Linked DNA regions of Homo sapiens: region 2 is linked to region 1. The links are chromatin contacts, found by Hi-C in ENCODE. All regions are on one chromosome and are shown on one strand. Each heading gives the region's core, a stretch centred on a gene start or an enhancer-like site at or near the end of the contact. The rest is flanking DNA. Distances are from core to core; before and after follow the strand shown.

Evidence for each region. Hi-C counts contacts between places; a loop is a spot of excess contacts on that map. Pooled maps may share reads with other maps.
Region 2: a map of CD4-positive, alpha-beta T cell shows a loop between it and region 1 (5-fold over the local background). The contact joins the promoter of ZNF12 here to the promoter of RBAK in region 1. A Hi-C loop is called at or near these places in 1 of 168 maps with a recorded cell type or tissue (CD4-positive, alpha-beta T cell), 1 of 37 single-sample maps with no recorded cell type and 9 of 50 pooled maps.

The regions. Positions count from the first base shown.
Region 1 is chr7:5,042,195-5,049,517 of GRCh38, reverse strand. RBAK (RB associated KRAB zinc finger) reads right to left here and starts at 3,658. Exons shown (of 5, transcript NM_021163.4): 1 at 3,122-3,658; 2 at 1,427-1,485. The coding sequence starts at 1,441. RBAK-RBAKDN (RBAK-RBAKDN readthrough) reads right to left here and starts at 3,658. Exons shown (of 6, transcript NM_001204513.3): 1 at 3,560-3,658; 2 at 1,427-1,485. The coding sequence starts at 1,441. RefSeq lists an enhancer at 3,049-3,158 and a silencer at 3,309-3,518.
Region 2 is chr7:6,703,811-6,711,133 of GRCh38, reverse strand. It overlaps ZNF12 (zinc finger protein 12), which reads left to right and starts at 4,187. Exons shown (of 5, transcript NM_016265.4): 1 at 4,187-4,702; 2 at 5,911-5,975. The coding sequence starts at 5,961. RefSeq lists an enhancer at 4,019-4,518 and a silencer at 4,212-4,571.

The DNA.
Region 1 (7,323 bases), core at 2,409-4,908:
AATCTTTACAGACTGACTCAGCAACGTGAAAAGGACAAAACTAAAACACTGAGAACTGAAATGAGAAACAGAAATGAGGAAATCTTCACAAGAGAGTAACTGTATTGTTTGCTGTGCAACCCAAACTGAAAGACGAACAAATATTTGAAGGATGATCATGTCATTCATTCCCCCCATGATCTAGGACTCAACAGTAAAAACAGAATTCTGTCTACTGGGATCACAATGTTTCCTTCCCTGGAAAAATTATATGCACCAAGTTCTCCTTGGGCAGCAGGCAGGCCCTCTGCTTACATAAGCACCAAGAATAAGCCATAAGTTATGGTAACTTAATGGTTGTTATTAGGAAAGCTATCCGCAATTATATCAACTTGAATGAAGAAATTTTTCCAAGTCCTAGAAAATCTTTTAAATCCACAAGTAACAAAGTTGGTTTCTCCTTATAATGAATGCAAATGATGTCATGGATGGTGATATGGTTTCGCTTTGTGTCGCCAACCAAATCTCATGTTCAATTGTAATCCCCAATGTTGGAGGTGGGGCCTGGTGGGAGGTGATTGGATCATGGGGGCAATTTCCCTTTTGGTGCTGTTCTCCTGACACTCAGTGACTTATCACAAGACGTGGTTGTTTAAAAGTGTGTAGCGCCTCCCCCTCCCTCTTCCTCCTGCTCTGGTGATGGAAGATGTACCCGCTTTCCCTTTGCCTTCCACCATGACTGTAAGTTTCCTGAAGCCTCCCCAGCCATGCTTCCTATGATAGAGCCTGCAGGCGTGAGCCAATTAAACCTCTTTTCTTTATAAATGACCCAGTCTTGGTTATTTCTCTATAGCAGTGTGAGAATGGACTAATACAGATGGCATTTTCCTTTTGTGATGACTGCCAAGAATATCAGTCCTGGGTGCGGCTCAATTTCAACAGCCTTAAAATCTACTATCCACACATACAAGCTTCACAAATCATTTTTGGTGCTGATCTGCCACACTAACTATATTTTACAGGACAATGTCTATTTCCACATTCCCATTTTAAAGTATGAATCCTGGCTGGGCGCGGTGGCTCATGCCTGTAATCCCAGCACTTTGGGAGGCTGAGGCAGGAGGATCACCTGAGGTCAGGAGTTTGAGACCAGCCTGGCCAACATGGTGAAACCCTGTCTCTTCTAAAAATACAAAAAATTAGTTGGGCATGGTGGCGCACGCCTGTAATCCCAGCTACTCGGGAGGCTGAGGCAGGAGAATCGCTTGAACCCAGGAGGTGGAGGTTGCAGTGAAGCGAGATCATGCCACTGCACTCCAGCCTGGGCAACAGAGCAAGACTCCATCTCAAAAAAAAAGAAAAAAAAAAAGGTAAGAATCCTTACAAACCTCTTAAAATGCATCATAAAATAAAGTTGAGGAACATATACACAAGCATGAAAACTCACCTGCAATGTGTTCATTTTCTGCTGCTCTTGGAAACGTGCAGAGACTGTGGCTGGTAGACCTAGAGGGGGAGAAGCAGGTCACTGAAGTCATGAGTGCTCTGGCCTGCAAAGGCAGGAATCTCCTGCGTAAGAACCACAAAAGAAAGCTCAATAGGCTAACACCCTGTGAACACTCAGCCTGCAAACACTCAGAAGGGCCTAAAAGAGTGATACAGGGTTTCGCCATGTTGGCCAGGCTGGTCTCGAATTCTGGCCTCAAGTGATCCGCCTTCCTTGGCCAATATGGCGAAACCCCATCTCTACTTAAAAATAACAAAAAAATTAGCCAGGCATAGTGTCACATGCCTGTAGTCCCAGCTACTCAGGAGGCTGAGGCACAAGAATCCTTTGAACCTGGGAGGTGGAGGTTGCAGTGAGCCGAGACCACACTGCTGCACTCCAGACTGGGTGAGAGACACTGTCTCAAAAAAAAAAAAAAAAAAAAAAAAAAGAGAGTGAAAAAGAGTGATAGGCGAAGCATGCACTTGTAACTTTGTAACTCTAAGATAATCAGGTAGTAATCAGATGAGTGAGACTCTCATGGGTAACATGACTCCTTTTACAAATAGTCTGCCATCATCAAATACAACCTGCAAAAAGAAAAAAAAAATTCCCATTATACAGCTCATGTTTTTTGTGGTTTGTCTGTTTGTTGAGACAGGGTCTCAATCTGCCACCCAGGCTGGAGTGCAGTGGTGCATTCACAGCTCACTGCAGCCTCGACCTCCTGGCCTCCATTGATCCTCCCACCTCAGCCTCCTGAGTAGCTGGGACCACAGGTGCATCCCAGCATGCCTGGCTACTTTTGTATTTTTTGTAGAGTCAGGGTCTCCCTATGTTGCCTAGGCTGGTCTCTAACTCCTGGTCTCAAGGGATACTCTTGCCTTAGCCCCCGCAAAGTGCTGGGATTACAGGTGTGAGCCACTGCATCCGGCCCGCATTTTCTTATTGTCTCTTTAAACTGCTTAAAATCAAAGAAGCCATAGGAATTGAGTATGTGAGCTCTCAGAAATGAAATGAATGTGTATAAAATATGGTTTTGTTTCTAAATTATCTAACTGAACTTGGTTATTGCTGCACCTAATAATCTTCTATTAAGAAAACTAGGATACGGGAGAAAGAACACTGGCCTGGGAGATAAGACTCCTGAGTTCTACTATGAGCAACTCTACCCACAAAGCCAGTGACCCGGTCAAGTCACCCACCTGCTAAGGCCCAGTCTCTTCCCCTAGCAACTGAGGCAGCAAGAGAGAATCCCTGCAGACTGTTCCTGCATTACTACCAGTCTCCAGGGCAGATCTAAGGGGGGAATCAGCAGACACTTAAATGAGAGAACAGAGGCGCTGACGGACGTTTAGAGGAGGTCGAAATCTGGAGCACGGAAAGGAGGAGGAAGGGCTGTTAGGGGTTAGCGGGGAGTGGAGACGACGTCCGCAGCTGAGGCTGGTGACACCCTCCAGGCCCCCATAAGCCTCGTCCTCCCAGATTTCCCATGCAGCGCCTGTTCGGTGCAGCCGGACCCTGCCCTCAAACCCAAACACACGTCTCTCCTGCAAGCGATCGAGACCCTCCCCCTGCCCCACACTCTAAGGTCCCCAACACACGGTGACTTCACTCAGGCCCTTCTCGCTCCGGGCCCGAAAACCCAAGACCTACCCTTCTGGGGCTCCGCAGCCTCTGCCCCACGGCTCCCGAGAGGCCGGGGCGGGGCTGCTGTCGCTGGCGCGCGTCTGCTCGCGAGGTCCCCTCCTGTCCACCTCACTAAGGTTGTTCTGCTCCCGAGGGGCCCGGGCCGGGCCTAAGGGGCAAATCCAGGCGGGTGTCCTTCCCGGGACCCAGATCCGCCTCCCTCGGGCTCACCGTACAGCGGCAGCCTGGGCCAGGCCGCCAGGACACACACGGGCCAGGCCCGCGTCCCGCCGCCCCTTCGCCTCCGCCGCCACCTCCGCCACCTCCCGTCCGGCCCCTCTGGCCCCAGCGCCGCCGGCTCCGGGGCTCAAGCTCGGGGGTCCCCGCTCAAGCCTCCACCCGGCCCGCGCGAACCCTGGCCTGCACACCCCCGCGCCCGCCTAGGTGCTGGCCCGGGCGCTCAACCTCCAGCCCCGCAGGCTCCGCGATTCTCGTCCACTGGAGGCCAAAGCCTGGGAACTAGAGCAAGCGGTGACCTGAGGACGCACAGGAAGCGAGGGCAGTGCAGCGGCGGCGCGCATGCGCGAACACGCACACAGAGAGAGGTGCACACGCGCAGGAGTGCACCGGAAGTCAGCCTCCGGGGCCCACAGCTGGTCCCAGGACAAGCACCCTACTCTATTTCCCATGAGCCTACGCGCCCCCCAAGTTTAGGGGCCGTTTTAAATGTCTCTACCCTGCCTAAAGGTTAAGAAGCTCCAGGCTATGAGCTTTGGGAGCTCTGAACCCCTGATTGAACTTCGCATTTGTCTTTACTCCCTTTTAGGGTCAAGTCCAGGGCTGCCTGACTGGGTCCTGGAGCCCAAGGCCTCTGGGTTAGAACCGAGTTTCCCATAAAGAGAAGGAAAGGAAAGGGTGTATCGTGGTCACTGCGCTGAAATGCTAAGAGAAGTTTCACTCAAATACTAGGACAGGATAAATGCCCAGCGATGCTTTCCAAGGAAGAGAAAGAAAATAGAATTTGTGGCTGGGCGCGGTGGCTCACGCCTATAAATCCCAGCACTTTGGGAGGCCGAGGCGGGCGGATCGCGAGGTCAAGAGATAGAGACCATCCTGGCCAACATGGTGAAATCCCTTCTCTACCAAAAATACAAAAATTAGCTGGGAGTAGTGGCGTGTGCCTGTAATCCCAGCTACTCGGGGGCTGAGGCAGGAGAATAGTTTGAACTCGGGAGGTGGAGGTTGCAGTGAGCCGAGATCGCGCCCCTGGACTCCAGCCTGGCGACGGAGCGAGACTCTGTAGCTTTTCTAGATCACACAGCGAATGCCTAAAAACTGTAGAGAAATCAGGAAATACACAGATCGAACGAAGAAAAGAGATACCTGTGATCTCACCTTCCCCAGGAGGATTATGTTTAGGGTTAGGTTATGTTGACCAAAAAGACTCAAAGTCTGTCAAGAGTTTTATTCTGGGCCTCCTACTTGAGTGACCATGGCTGGTGACACAGCCTCAGGGGGTCCTGAGAACGTGAGCCCAAAGTGGTTGGGTTACAGCTTGGTTTTATACATCTTAGGGAGACAGCAGTTACAGGCAAAGACATAAATCAATACATGAGAGGTACACATTGGGTCAGCCTGGAAAGGCTTTCAGGTCACTAGCAGATTCAAAGATTGGCAGTTGGTTCAGAGTTAAGCGTTGGCTGAACAGTTGGAAAACGACATGAAGAAATGGGCCATTGCGGTGGCTCATGCCTGTGATCCCAGCATTTTGGGAGGGTGAGCTGGGAGGATCCCTTGAGGCCAGGAGTTGAAGGACAGCCTGGGCAACACAGCGAGACCCCCACCTCTACAAAAAAAAAAATTATCCAGGTGTGGTGGTGCATGCCTGTAGTCCCAGCTACTCAGGAGGCTGAGATGGGAGGATTGCTTGAGCCTGGGAAGTTGAGGCTACAGTGAGCCATGATGGTGCCACTGCACTCCAGCTTGGGCAACAGAGAAGAAAAGAAAGAGAGAAAGAGAGGGAGGAAAAGAGAGAGAGGAAGGAGGGAAGGAAGGAAAAGAAAGAGGGAGGGAAAGAAAAGAAAAGCTTGAGTTAAGATAAGGGGCATTGTGGAAACCAAGGTTCTTGTTATGTAGATGAAGCCTCAGAACAGGCTTCAGAGAGAATAGATGATAAATATCTCTTATTGGATCTTAAAAGGTGTCAGAATCTCCAGAAAAGACTTCTTTTCTGTAAGGGAAGGAGATTCTCTACAGAATGCAAATTTCCCCCAAAGAGATGGCTTTGCAGGACTATTTTAAAGTGTGTCAAAGAAAATATATTATGGGATAAAATACTATGATTTCCTTCAGGGACTGCTATCTGTCATGTGATGCTATATCAGAGTCTGGATGGAGTTGGGTATCTTACTGATACAAAGAGCCTGTTCTGTCAGTCTTATGATCTGTATTCTAGTGTTAATGTTGGTCAGCTGTGCCTAAACTCTGAAGGGAGGAGAGTATGACAAGGCATGTCCGACCCCCTCCTTCCCATCATGACCTGAATTAGTTTTTCATGTTTATTTTGGATCTTGCTGGCCGACAGGGGAGTCCATTCAGTCAGTTGTGGGGGCTTAGAATTTTATTTTTGCTTTACAATTAAAATGTCAGTTTTCAAAAATGGGATCATAAGGACAATGATTCATCACAATTTTTTGGTGAACTCTAACAGTGTTCTTAGTGTTCTTGCCCAGTTGTTTCATAAAAACTGGTAAGGAAAAGACTAAAAATAAATTCTTCTGATGCCAGGAACCGTGGCTCATGCCTGTAATCCCAGCACTTTGGGAGGCTGAGGCAGGTGGATCATGAGGTCAGGAGACCAAGACCATCCTGGCCAACATGGTGAAACCCTGTCTCGACTAAAACACAAAAAATTAGCTGGGTGTGGTGGTGCGCGCCTGTAGTCCCAGCTACTTGGGAGGCTGAGGCAGGGCAATCACTTGAACTGGGAGGCGGAGATTGCAGTGAGCCGAGATCACGCCACTACACTGCAGCCTGGCGACAGAGCAAGACTCCACCTCTAAATAAATAAATAGATAAATAAATAAATTCTTCTGTTAACCTAGAATATTCTCTCCACAAATTCAGAAAATAAAGAAAACAATTTTATTATTGAATAAACATTAAACCAAACTGTGATGCCCATCGCAGGTGATCCATTAATGAGATGCAAAGAGAAATAAAGCCTCCTTTTTTTTTTTTTTGAGACAGAGTCTTGCTGTGTCACCCAGGCTGGAGTGCAGTGGTATGATCTCGGCTCACTGCAACCTCTGCCTCCCCAGTTTAAGCGATTCTGCTGCCTCAGCCTCCCAAGTAACTGGGACTACAGGCACATGCCACCACGCCTGGCTAATTTTTTGTATTTTTAGTAGAGACGGGGTTTCGTCATGTTAGCTAGTATGGTCTCAAAATCCTGACCTCTCAATTCGCCCGCCTAGGCCTCCCAAACTGCTGGAATTATAGGCGTGAGCCATGGCGCCCAGCCAAAGCCTCCTTTTTACATAGCCTGGCAGACATGATCCACTGCATACACGCTCTCAAGATAAACGGTAACTCATCCTCATGTAAAAGGACTTGCTATGTTTTTTTTTTTTTTTTGAGACAGGGTCTCATTCTGTCATCCAGGCTGGAGTGTAGTGGTGTGATCTTGGCTCACTGTAACCCCCACCTCCTGGGTTCAAGTGATTCTCATACTTAAGCCTCCCGAGTAGCTGGAATTACAGACATGTGCCATCATGCCCAGCTAATATTTGTATTTTAGTAGAGACAGAGTTTCGCCATATTGGCCAGGCTGGACTCAAACTCCTTCTTTTGATTTCTGTGTGGCTTCAAGTGATCCGCCCATCTCGGCCTCCCCCAGAGTGCTGGGATTACAGGTGTGAGCCACCGCACCTGGCCTGCTATGCATTCTTAAACACTCATCCTAAATTCACCTGGAAATCAAGGTGGCCACCCATGCTAGTTAATTACCTGTATCCGGTGAAAAAACAAAACTTCTCATATCTCCTTGACAAGCAGGTAGTAACAGCTCAAGGTGCCTAGGCTAAACTCCCTAGGCAACAGGAAGATAGGGACACTATCTTCCTCGAGGTTTACATTTCAAAGACAAGACTCTCAGGCTCTTAAGAAAAAAATTCCTGGGTTGTGGCTGGGCGTGGTGGATCAGGCGGGTAATCCCAGCACTTTGGGAG
Region 2 (7,323 bases), core at 2,938-5,437, 1.7 Mb before region 1:
TTGTTTATTTATTTAGAGACAGAGTCTCGCTCTGTCACCCAGGCTGGAGGCTCACTGCAACCTCCGCCTCCCGGGTTCAAGCAATTCTCCTGCCTCAGCCTCCCGATTAGCTGGGACTACAGCACATGCCACCATGCCTGGCTAATTTTTGTATTTTTAGTAGAGATGGGACTTCACCATGTTGGCCAGGCTGGTCTCCAACTCCTGAGCTCAGGTGACCCGCCTGCCTCGGCCTCCCTTTTGCTAAGATTACAGGCATGAGCCACAGTGCCTGGCCAACCACTGAGATTTAGAAAGCAGTCGAGTCCACTATACCGCACCTCACCTGGTTTCTTCCTCTGTTGGGGCCCCTCGTGGCCACTGTTCTCCTGGTACTTTTCAGTCCTGTTTATTTAAATTGATGGTGAGCTGTTTGTCCTCCCGGCTCCAACACTTCCACCTTCAGCTTGTATTACCACAACAATACCAGCCCTTCAAGCAATTCTGGGTGACCCCAAAACTCATTTGAACTCAGCAGCCCAAGAGTTTCATTCCTCTAACTTTAGGGGACTCAGTGCCTCTGGTCAGCATGAAGTAGATACAGAAGCATGACCTCCATCCCTAATCCCTCAAGAATGAGGAGTGGAAGGTGTCGGCAGGAGGGTGGGGACACGGTTTGTAAATCTGGAACTGCATCAGACTAAATCTAGTTCAAGTTTTTTTTTTTTTTTGACGGAGTTTTGCTCTTGTCACCCAGGTTGCAGTTTAATGGCGCGATCTCGGTTCACTGGAACCTCCGCCTCCTGGGTTCAAGAGATTCTCCTGCCTCAGCGCATCACCACCCCTGGATAATTTTTGTATTTTTAGTAGAGGCGGGGTTTCACCATATTGGCCAGGCTGGGCTGGAACTCCTGACCTCGTGATCTGCCTGCCTCAGCTTCCCAAAGTGCTGGGATTACAGGTGTGAGCCACCACACTCCACGTCCATTTCAACTTTTATGTAATGTAGTTGGCAGTTGTTTTTCAACTGCCATGGATCCGTGGGTTGAAGGTCATATACTCTGAGCATGCCCAGATTAACCAAGCATGCAACCACGAAGTGGAACCTAAGTGCTCGGACTGAGGAGCTGGGACCCATTTAAGAACCGGACACCCTGTGGCAGGAGCCAGGAACCAATGAGATTGAGTTTTGGTGTCACTCCATGGCAGGATCCAGTCAGATCACACCTCCCAGCATTAATTACTTCATCTCAAGATCCAATCAAATCACATCTCCTTACCCTATGCGTACAAAACCTGACATAGCCCCCAGCTGGGAAAGGGAGATTTGAGCATTTCCTCCTGTGTCCTTGCTAGTTGACTTACAAAAAGGCTTTATTTCTCAAAAGCTGGAGCCATGGTATTGGCCTCTGTACACACTGGGCAGCGAGTGCATTGACTGCTCGGTAACATATATGTGGACTACATGCGGACTCGCATTTCCAAAACATTTGATTTGGTTTCAGTAAAAAATACCTTTCTAGCACATTAAAGCAACAGAAGTTCAATTTCTCTTTTTTTCTAAGAATTTGGGCAAATTCAATTTATATAAGTACATACACACCTCTACAAGCCAATCAGAACAGCAAACCTTTAAAGACTCTATATTGTGGCTCATGCCTGTAATCCCAGCACTTTGGGAGGCTGAGGTGATCAGATCGCTTGAGCCCAGAAGTTCGAGACCATCCTGGGCAACATGGCAAAACCCCATCTCTATAGAGAATACGAAAATTAGTTGGGTATGGTGGTACACACCTGCAGTCCCAGCTAATTGGGAGGCTGAGGTGGGAGGAACACCTGAGCCCAGGTAGGTTGAAGCTGCAGTGATCCGTGATCGCACACACTGCACTTCAGCCTGGACGACAGAGTGAGACCCTGTCTCAAAAACAAACAAACAAACTCTATATCTACTATAATACCATTCAGAGGTGGAAAAACATTAGACACTCACACAATCAGAGGTAAAGACCTTTCTAAATTACAGACACACAGACATACAAAGAAATAGAGCTTACAGCTTCAATTCTAAAATTTCAGACATGGGTCAAGAGTAAACACAAAAATGCAAAAACTCACCCTTCCAGATATGAAAGAGCTCTTCTCCTCCCAGTGGGCATGAAATTCTTAATTGATTTCAGCTCAAAATAGACAGAGAAATAGAATAACAAATCAGACTCTGATGTCTCTCACCCAACAGAGATTAGGTCTTTGCAAACATTAATCTCATTACAGAGATCACCATGTGATCAGACCATAAAACCAAATTCCTAGCCCAGCGCGGTGCTTCACGCCTGTAATCCCACCACTTTGGGAAGCTGAGGCGAGTCTACCACCTGAGGTCAGGAGTTCGAGACCAGTCTGGCCAACATGGAAAAACCCCGTCTCTACTAAAAATACAAAAATTAGTCGGGCATGGTGGCATGCACCTATAGTCCCAGCTACTCAGGAGGTTGAGGCAGGAGAATCACTTGAACTTGGGAGGCAGAAGTTGCAGTGAGCCGAGATCGTACCCCTGCACTCCAGCCTGGGCGGCAGAGTGAGACTTTGCCTTGAAACAACAAAAACAAACAAAGTCCCAATCAGTGATGCTAGCAATGTAAACAAATGCAAACCAAAGTAAAACACAGGATTGGTAAATGGGGAAATTACTGAAAAATGAGAAGCCAGCAAATTTCTACTGGCACTTTGGACTCATTCCTGGGAGCCAAGAAAAGATTCACCTGGGCTTCAACAGTTCATGAGGCACTCCAGTCCTGAGGTTTTCCTGGCTCAGTCATGTGATTCCATCAGGGACTTCTGCAAAGACCTGGAAAACCTTAAAACATAAAAGTAAAATCATGACTCTGATACAGATATAAAAATGAGCACATGCTAAAGATTTTATTTAATTCAAGAGGAAACAGGCAGATATTATAACTGGTTCAAAAGAGAATCTGAGGGCTGGACATGGTGGCTCATGCCTGTAATCCCAGCACTTTGGGAGGCTGAGGCGGGTGGATCACTTGAGGTCAGGAGTTTAAGACCAGCCTGGCCAACATGGTGAAACCCCCATCTCTACTAAAAATTCAAAAATTAGTCGGGCTTGGTGGTGTGCACCTGTAATCCCAGTTACTTGGGAGGCTGAGGCAGGAGAATTCCTTGAACCAGTGAGCCAAGATCTCGCCACTGAACTCCAGCATGCACAGCAGAGTGAGACCCTGTCTCAAAATTAAAAAAAAAAAGAGAGAGAGAGAGAGAATCTGAGAAACAGACATATTTTCAGATCAGGAATATTGAAATGATTATGTAAATGGAGAAATGCAGTCAAAACTGCATTTTCTCTAGTGGGGATTGTGGGAAGTCAACCAACTTCCACCAGACAGAACATAACTTGCATCGATTACCTACAGTTTTCAAAGAGGTGTAAAATACCTCAAAGATAAGGAACAGGGTTGGAATCAAGTAACATGGCTTTCTAAATGTGCTTCGTTTTCCATTAAGACGCAAATTTCTTCTTCTGCTTGCCTCATCCTCTTCAGGAAGTAGAGTTCTGGCTAATTTTTTTCTTCTTTCAATTCTGTACATATTCTCTGAGTTTTCTAGCTATCACTAATTCAAAGTGATTTGGAAAAGCTGGAATTCTTTTTCTCCTTGTTGGGGCGAGGATGGTATCCTGTCCCAGGCTAATCCTCTATTATTTCATCCATGGGCTCTATTTACTGAAGTTTTCGTTAAATGTGTCATTGTGATCATAAGCTAGCATGATGCACCCTCTTGTTCCATTTGTCACGGTTGCACATGGACATTGATTTTAAGCCTTGAGCTCTCCGGTAAGGCAGGACTGGCCCAGGCATGGTCTACGAGATGCTACAGGAAGCAGAGACTTTCTAGACGTTCCCTTAAAGATAGTCAAGACATCCCCATGAAGACGTTCCCTTAAACTAAGGAGAAATTTGAGTCTGGGGTTCGGCGTTGCCAATTCTCTTAGCATAGAGCCTCTTAACCGCTAGACCAGATAGAGACATTTCAAATGGCTCCTAAATTTGGGGAGCGCGTAGGCTCATGGGAAATAGAGTCACGGTATTTGTCCTGGGACCGGCGGCGGGTCCCGGGAGGCGGACTTCCGGTGCATTCCTGCGCATGTGCACCCCTCTCTGTGTGCGTGTTCGCGCATGCGCGCCGCGGCCGCAGTGCCCTCGCTTCCTGTGCGTCCCCAGGTCACCGCTCGCCCTAGTTCCCAGGCTTTGGCCTCCGGTGGGCGAGAATCGCGGAGCCTGCGGGGCTGGGCGCCGAAGAGCCGGGCCGGCACCCAAGCGGGCGCGGGGCTGTGCGGGCCAGGCGGAGGCTCAAGCGGGGATCCCCGAGCACGACCCCCGGAGCCGACGGCGCTGGGGCCCAAGGGGCCGGCCGGGCGGTGACGACGGCGGAGGCGAAGGGGCGGCGGGACCCGGGCCCGGCCCGTGTGCGTCCTCGACGGCCCGGCCCCGGCTCCGCAGGACGGTGAGCCCCAGGGAGACGGATCTGGGCTCCGGGAGGGACGCCCCGCCTGGATTTGTCCCGTAGGCCCGGCCCGGGCCCCTCTGGAGCAGAACGGCCTTGGTGAGGTGGACAGGAAGGGACCTCGCGAGCAGACGCGCGCCCGCGACAGCAATCCCGCCCCGGCCTGTCGGGAGCGGTGGGGCAGAGGCTGCGGAGCCCCAGGAGGGTAAGTCGTGGGTTTGCGGGCCCGGGGCGAGAAGGGCCTGGGTGAAGTCACCGCGTGTAGGGCACCTTAGAGTGAGGGACAGTGGAAGGTCTCGATCGCTTGCAGGAGTGACGTGTGTTTGGGTTTGAAGGCAGGGTCCGGCGAGGACGAGGCTTACGGGGGCGTGGGGGGTGTCACCAGCCTCAGCTGCGGACGTTGTCTCCACTCCCCCCTCACCCCAGCAGCCCTTCCTCCTCTCTCTGCTCCAGATTGCTACCGTATCTAAACGTCCGTCAGCACCTCTGTTCTCTCATTTAAGTGCTGATTCCCCCTTAGGTCTGCTCTTGTGGAATCATACGTTGTAGTGCAGGAACAGCCTGCAGGAACTATCTCTTGCTGCCTCATTTGCTAGGGGAAGGGCCTTAGCAGGTGGGTGACTTGTCCGAGGTTTTGTGGGTGGAGTTGCTCATAGTAGAACTCTGGAGTTTTATCTCCCAGGCCAGTGTTCTGTCCCCCGTATCCTAGTTAAGTGAGCGTAAGTTCTTCAATAAAAGATCCTTTTGAGTAGCACACTGAAGTTTCTGCAAATAAAGACTCAATTATGCCGACTGTATTCCTTTATTTAGGGCATCCTGTGGATTTTCTGATCTTTATTTAAAAGAGTAAGAAAATAGATGAGTATTACAGAATTCATTTTTTGTTGTTTGTTTTTTGTTTGTTTGTTTGTTTGTTTTTGAGACAAGTTTCGCTTTGTTGCCCAGGCTGGAGTGCAATGGTGCCATCCCAGCTCACTGCAACCTCCGCCTCCCGGGTTCAAGCGATTCTCCTGCCTCAGCCTCCCGAGTAGCTGGGGTTACAGGCGCCCGCCACCACGCCCAGCTAATTTTTGTATTTTTACTAGACATGGGGTTTCACCATGTTGGCCAGGCTGGTCACCAGAATTCCTTTTTAAATCTTGCATTTAATGATGGCAGATTATTTCAGTAGGATCCAGTATTCATTCACCATGAGAATCTCATCCACTCAGTCACAAGGTAGCCATGTGTGAGTTTCAAATGTGCAGATCGGTCCCCCTCCTGATCATTTTCCAATCCCTTCTGAAGGCTTAAAGGGACAGTCTCCCACAAGATGTACTTCTTGGAACTTTCTGTGTAGGTTTTGGGCGGGAGATGACCGCCTTGGCAGGCCAGACCGCTCATAACGCCATGGCTTGGGTTTTCCTTCCCCAGATCTGCCTCCGCTTTCACAGTCCTCCAGATTTTTCCAAGAGCAGCAGAAAATGAATAAATCCCTGGTGAGTGTTTCTGTTCATGTATTTATTCTCTACTCTGATTTACAATACACCTTAGGAGGAGATTAAGGGTTCAAAGTTTAAAATGGGAAAGTAGAAATAGATACAAGATTTGGTCAGACAGAACAGTAGCCATCAGCACCAAGCCTTTTTATCATATTCATATGCGCAGATAGCGTGATCCTTAAAGAGTTCTTGAAGTCAGAGTACAAGCGTCTTATGTTCTTGGCATTTATCACAAAAAATGATAAATACCATCCATTCCTTGACTTACATTGACCGTAAGCAGAATCACTTTTGTTTTTGCATGAATTTTAAAGATTCCTCTGAGATCATTATCAACAGCTTTCCTAAATAATAACCCTTGAACCATTGCAATTCTTGCCTTTCTTTTTTTTTTTTTTTTTTTTTTTTTTTTTTTGAGACCAAGTATTGCGCTCTGTCACCAGGCTGGAGTGCAGTGGCGCTATCTCAGCTCAGTGCAACCTCCACCTCCCAGGTTCAAGTGATTCTCCTGCCTCAGCCTCTGGAGTAGCTGGGATTACAGGCATCTGCCACCACACCCGGCCTTTTTTTTTTTTTTTTTTTTTTTTAAAGTAGAGACAGGGTTTCACCATGTTGGCCAGGCTGCTCTCGAACTCCTGAGCTCAGGTGATCCACCCGCCTCGGCCTCCCAAAGTGCTGAGCTTACAGGCATGAGCCACTGCGCCCAGCCCATAATATTTCTAGTAACTAAAACATTGTTGTCTCAAAGGTAGATTCTTTTTACTGCTCTATCCGTTGCAGAAATGGCCTTCTCACCCTTAAATTAGTCTCCCTAAATATTTTCTTTTCTTTTTTTTTTTTAAAGATGGAGTCTCACTCTGTTGCCCAGGCTGGAGTGCAGTGGCGCTATCCCTGATTCAAGCGATTCTCCTGCCTTAGCCTCCCGAGTAGCTGCGATTACAGGCACCTGCCACCACACCCAGCTCATTTTTGTATTTTTTTAGTAGAGACGGGGTTTCAGAAGCACTTGGGCCAAGCTGGTCTCGAACTCCTGACCTCAAGTGCCAAGTGATTTGCCCACCTTGACCTCCCAAAGTGCTGGGATTATAGGTGTGAGCCACCATGCCAAGCCGCCTCCCTAAATATTTCTCTTAGTTTATCTGGGTTGCACAGCAGAAAGGACCATAATAAATCTCTGGCATAGATGCCCATTTTATCCCATAGCCTGTGGTCTTGGTCCTGTCCCTACCACTCCCCTGACCTTGTTGGAAAAGGTTGCCAATAATCCAGCACATGCTCTTAGTGGACATTTGCATCTTTGCCTTGGCCCACTCTGCAGTTTGCTCTGTCAGTTTGAGTGCCCTTT